Linked DNA regions of Homo sapiens: region 2 is linked to region 1. Evidence: chromatin contacts called from ENCODE Hi-C data. All regions are on one chromosome and are shown on one strand. Each heading gives the region's core, a stretch centred on a gene start or an enhancer-like site at or near the end of the contact. The rest is flanking DNA. Distances are from core to core; before and after follow the strand shown. Region 1 holds the start of LDHC (lactate dehydrogenase C). Region 2 holds the start of TMEM86A (transmembrane protein 86A).

Region 1 (3,180 bases), core at 341-2,840:
TCTTTTTCTGCTTACCCTAATTTAAACTGGGTTTTTGTCACATGTGACAGAGTACGGAACTATATACAAGGAGTGTATTCATTCAGATTTCAATAGCCAGATTCCAAAAGCGAACAGTAAGGGAAAGAAGTAAAAGTCCCTACTTAAGGCCAGGCGTGGTGGCTCATGCCTGTAATCCCAGCACTTTGGGAGGCTGAGGCAGGCGGATCACGAGGTCAAGAAATCAAGGCCATCCTGGCCAACATGATGAAACCCCGTCTCTACTAAAAATATAAAAATTAGCTGGGCGTGGTGGCACATGCCTGTAGTCCCAGCTACTCAGGAGGCTGAGGCAGGAGAACTGCTTGAACCCGGGAGGCAAAGGTTGCCGGGAGCCGAGATCCTGCCGCTGCACTCCAGCCTGGCAACAGAGCGAGACTCCGTCTCAAAAAAAAAAAAAAAAAAAAAAGAGAGAACAATAAACACTGGGGACTCCAAAAGCAGAGAGGGAGGAGGGCACAAGGGTTAAAAACAATACCTATTGGCAGCCAGGTGTGGTGGCTCATGCCTGTAATCCCAGTACTCTGGGAGGCCGAGGCAGGCGGATCACTTGAGGTCAGGAGTTCGAAACCAGCCTGGCCAACATGGAGAAACCCCATCTCTACTAAAAATATAAAAAATTAGCCAGGCCTGGTGGTGCATGCCTGTGGCCCCAGTTATTCAAGAGGCTGAGGCAGGAGAATCGCTTGATCCCGGGAGGTGGAGGTTGCAGTGGGCCAAGATCGCGCCACTGCACTCCAACCTGGGTAACAGACAAATCCTGTCTCAAAAAAAGAAAAAGAAAAGGAAAGTCAGAAAAAAAAAGAAAGGAAAAGAAAGAAGAAGTTTAAAAAAAAAGGAAAAGAAAGAGAGAAAGAAAAAGGAAGGAAGGAAGGAAGGAAGGGAGGGAGGGAGGGAGGGAGGAAAGGTCAAAGGATACATAATTGCTTTCAAGGGATTAACCTTGCAACCCTGAATACATCGACATATACAACACTCTGAAGTGCTCACTTGATTTTCAGCCACAGGATGGGCTTCTCACTCACCTTCAGTAAGATACTAATAGCACAAGCCATGCCTACGGCACCAGTTCCAACAATAGTAATTTTACACTGGGAGTTTTCATCATCCTCAATTAGCTTCTCAATTAGCTGCTCCTTGACAGTTGACATTTGGAGAACCTGATAGGGATAATGCAATTTCATTGGATTAACCACACTGAACATCTAAGAAACTACCTCTTCAGTTTGCAGAATGTTGGAGCCGGGGATGGGGGGAAGCCAAAGAAAGAATTTCCTGGTCAAAGGATGCGGGGAGGGTAAAGCAAGGCCCAGTCTACCAGGCAATGGGAGGGCTGGGGCACCAGCGGGCTTTTGGATTTCTCCCTGCCCCCAGCCACCACTTTCACCCCAGCACCACACGCTCACAAATGCTTTGCTTGGCGCAATCAGTACAGATGACCCACAGGGACAAAGCACCACCTTTGAAGGAAGGCACAGAAGTGACACCAGAAAAATACACCAACGACAGTTGAGGCGCTAAGCCCGTCGACGGTTGCCCTCCGTGCGACTCGAGACACGCACGTTCCCCCGCTCGGCTCTTATGCGTCAGCACGCAAGCTCCGCCCCCCGCCGGCCCAGGCGCGGGCATGGGGCGTCTTTTCTGCCCTGGAGCGCAGTGTGGGTGGCGGCGGTCCAGATCACCGAAATGCTGATGGGAAGAATTCTAGACTGGCCCAAAGAGTGTGCAAGACGGGGATATCCATGCATTGTTTGCAGGATTTTAAAAAATTATTAACTTCTGTAACTTCAGGACTGAGTGCTGAAATAAAGTTAGAATTTCTCTTGAGAGAACAGAGGGTGGTAATGAAACGCAAAGACGCGAAGGATGCTTTCAATTTACAGCAAGAAATTGTTAATATTTATAACTCATGGCCGGACGCGGTGGCTCACACCTGTAATCCCAGCACTTTGGGAGTCCGAGGCAGGTGGATCACCTGAGGTCAGGAGTTTGAGAACAGCCTGGCCAACATGGCGAAACCCCGTCTCTACTAAAAATATAAAATTAGTCGGGCATGGTGGTGCATGCCTGTAGTCCCAGCTACTTGGGAGGCTGAGGCAGGAGAATCGCTTGAACCCAGGAGGCGGAGGTTGCAGTGAGCCAAGATCGCGCCACTGCACTCCAGACTGGGCAACAAGAGAGAAACTCCATCTCAAAAAAAATTTACATATATATTTTTTTTTTTGTGAGAGAGATATATATCTCACAGAAGGGGACACAACCTACTCCATCTTTTGTAGAGTATTTGCATTTGAACCTTTTTCAAAATCCAAAATATAATTTATTTTTCTTATAATAGCCTGTAGTGTTGTTATTGTTGTTGTTTTTGAGACAGAGTCTCACTCTGTCGCCCAGGCTGGAGTGCAGTGGCACAATCTCAGTTCACTGCAACCTCCGCCGCCTGGGTTCAAGCAATTCTCCTGCCTCAGCCTCCCAAGTAACTGGGACTACAGGCGTGCGCCACCACGCCCGGCTAATTTTTGTATTTTTAGTAGAGATGGGGTTTCACCATGTTGGTCAGAATGGTCTCCAACTCCTGACCTAGTGATCCGCCCTCCCAAAGTGTTGGGATTACAGGCGTGAGCCACCGTGCTGAGCCACCGTGCCCAGCCGCCGGGCAAATTTTTTTGTATTTTTTTGTATTTCACCTTGCTGGCCAGGCTGGTCTCGAACTCTTGACCTCAAGTGATCCACCCACCTCGGCCTCCCAAAGTGCTGGGATTACAGGCGTGAACCACCGCACCCAGTCAGTATTTGTTTTCAATATGGTTCAGATTATGCAATAACCCTGCTTTAAACTCTTCCGTGGCTTTCCATTACAGGTAGAGTAACCCACTTTTACCACAACCTAGATCTTCAAGATTTGGCCTCCTACCCCCACTTCCCATATCATCTCAGGACACTCAATACACTTCCTTCCAACTAGGCTTTGGACAGCTTTTTTGGATCAGGACTTTTTGCTGTTCTTTAAACCAAGAAAGCTCTTTCCCCAGCCCTTCTCAAGGTTAATTCCTCATTTTCAGCTTTGCACATACATACTCTGGCTTTCCTTGACAAATGTCAACTACCATCATTTCCTGTATATCTCTCTCTTATGGCACT
Region 2 (2,804 bases), core at 10-2,509, 290 kb before region 1:
CAGGCAGAGTCCAAGCTGGGGGAGGGGGCTGCAGCGATGTTCTGAATCTGTGATCCTTGAAACTCCTTTCCTTGGGCTGCTAACAGATCCATTGAGGGTGATATGGAGCAGCTGGAGTTCCCTGTACACCCACACTCTGCCCAAAGCGATTGTGTCTCTGGCTAGGTGAGCTGCCCAGCACAGGACTTGGGAAACACTCAGAGTCCAGACGACCAGGTACCTAAGGACTGATCAGACTGTGATGAGGAGGATTGGGAAGAGGCGGATGGGTGGTTCCAGGGTCCAAGCCTTTCCTTGTTCTGCCAGAGGTAAGAGCAGTGAGAAGAGATGACTTCCACTTCCCATGGAAATTAAGGCTGGTCAGGGTAGGGGCATGGTCAGAGGAGGCGGCTGGAGGGGATGCCCAGGCCCACAATGCCCAGCAACCACCTGCCAGCCCCTGGGAGCATTAACCTCCGCTCCATGGCCTCTCCCAGCCCCATATTTTCTAGAAGGAGATACTGGCAGTAGCTGGAGAGACCCTGACAGTTATAGGGAACCCAGTAGTAGAATAAGGAGGATGGGGAGACGAAACAAAAGGTTCAAGTTGAGAAAGTCTGAAAAGCAGGGGATGTCATAGAGAATGCCCCCTTTTCCCCCAGCGCGTTATCAGCGCTTCTTAGACTCAGGGGCGTCCGCCAACTTGTTTACAAAATGAGGAAGGTTAGGAAACAAACTTGGGACGGCATTCCCAGGAGGTCCCTGTTATCCTCCCAGCATCCCCCGCCCCCACGCCTCCCTGTGGTCCGCCTACGCGGAACTCTGCGGCCGGCAGCGGTCCCCTCCCTCTCCCGGGCCGCGACCCCGCCGACCCGCGCCAAATACATGGAGATCAACAAAGTCACGCTTCCGAGTCACGTGGCCAGTGTTTTCCTCCCTCCGCGGGCGGGCTGGGGGCGCGCGAGGAGGGGCGCCGCGAGTCTGAGGAGCGGGGGGCGGTGACAGCGCCCGCCTCCCGCCGCGGGACTCCGGCCGCCACGGGACCCCCGCCCCGCCTCGGCCCCTTCGGCAGCTCGGCCTGCCGAAGTCCGGTGGCCAGGCCGGTGGGCTCCAGCCGCGCCGGGCACTGGCTCGCTCGCTCGCTCACTCACCACAGTGACCGGGGACACCATGGCGGCGGCGGCGGCGGCTGGCACCCTGCTCCGGGCTGCAGCGGCCAGGACGCGCCCACGGCCAGGTAAGCCGGCGACGATTCTACAAAGCCCGGAGGGACGGACAATACCTCCCGAGCGCCCGGCGCCGGGGTTCTGTCAGCTAGCCCCGTGACGTCACCGCTGCCAGGGCCAATGAGCGGGCGGGAGCCGGGGGGGCGGGGCCCGGCTGGCGGCGCCGGCCAGGCCCCCGGCTGCTGCTCGGAGAAAGGAGGCATCTCCCAGGGGTCAGAAGGCGGATACCCCCCAGGCCCCGCCCCCTTGGGAGGCCGTGCCAAGGCGTCCACGGAACGTGAACGTGACCGTGACCCCGGTGCCTGGGTGAGGACTGAGCTTGGCTGAGAGACAAACACATTGCTGTCCTGGACGCACAGCCACATACATTTTCTCATAACCCGGGAGCAAAAGGCAAAGACAGATTCCCTTAAGCCTTTAAACATGCAGTCCACGCCGATACGATTGCAATTGGACTCACAACCTTCACTGTGTACAAACACACATCCAAATCATCAGCAAACACACAACCTTCGACTTGAAAAGCGGCACGTATATAGGTATGCAGCAGCCATGGACCCATAATCGTAGCATATACATCACACATACAGAATCATAATTACCCTTAAGCACTCAACAAGTACACAGATCCAAAACCAACAACCACAAATTGACATATATGCTCCATGTAAGAAAAGAGACATATACAGGGACTCTACAGCAGCTCGTAGACCCATGACCCTAATATAGAAACAAACACAGATAATTGGCCGTAGGCACACACCTCTTACAACTCAGAGACCACTGCCACACATACAAGAGCACCCCAAGAATGACAGACAGGCAGACCCAAAGAAGCGTGAGCTAACTTTGCCAAAAATACGTCCCAAGTGGATTTAATGTTGATTTTACGTAGACTAAAGGAACACAAGCTCATTCAGAGCGGTGCATGTTCAGAATCATTGGAATTACATGGAGAGGTAGGTGGCCAGATGGACTGAAATCTAGTCCCAGTTTTGCCACTTCCATGCTGTTAGATTGGGTGAATCACTTCCCCTCTCTGGTCTTGATTTCCTCACTTAGAAGATGAGCGGGTGAGTTCTAAGGTTCCACCCAACTCTGACATGTGTAGGTTGGGGAAGAGGAAGGGCTGCTGGTTTTAGGAAATTTAAGTCTAGCAATCCTGGAGATGGAGATTTCAGCTGTATCTCAAAGGATGGGCAAGTAGTCTGTAAGCTACTGTAGAAGGGCAGTAGCTGTGTGTCAGGCTTTGGGAATTGATGGGAAAGGGGTGACCAGCCCTAATTAGCAGCCAAAAAGGAGTTTCAAACATCCTGGCATGGTGACACAGGCCCTTGTGCTGGTCCTGAGCCTTGTGCTGTTTGGGCAGAGACCGACAGGCTGAAGTCTCCTGTAAGCCCCTCCCACAATGGGTCTCTTCCTTTTCCTTCTGGATCCTACCCAGTTTTCCCTAAAGTCCCAACACCCATTCAGAGGGGTGATAGTCCTCTTCTGGTGACAGAATTGGCAACCAGAGATTCAGAGTCCAGTACAACAAGAGTGAGAGTCAAGGCTTGGGACAGGAGTCACCCAGATCTTCCCCCCATCCCCTCCAGTCCC

The links. A loop is a pair of places that touch in the nucleus more often than their neighbours do. Pooled maps may share reads with other maps.
Region 2: a pooled map shows a loop between it and region 1 (2.1-fold over the local background). The contact joins the promoter of TMEM86A here to the promoter of LDHC in region 1. A Hi-C loop is called at or near these places in 1 of 50 pooled maps.

What each region holds. Positions count from the first base shown.
Region 1 is chr11:18,410,728-18,413,907 of GRCh38, reverse strand. LDHC (lactate dehydrogenase C) reads right to left here and starts at 1,590. Exons shown (of 8, transcript NM_017448.5): 1 at 1,500-1,590; 2 at 1,065-1,199. The coding sequence starts at 1,190.
Region 2 is chr11:18,697,234-18,700,037 of GRCh38, reverse strand. TMEM86A (transmembrane protein 86A) reads right to left here and starts at 1,259. Exons shown (of 3, transcript NM_153347.3): 1 at 1,131-1,259. The coding sequence starts at 1,151. RefSeq lists a silencer at 1,148-1,457 and an enhancer at 1,051-1,552.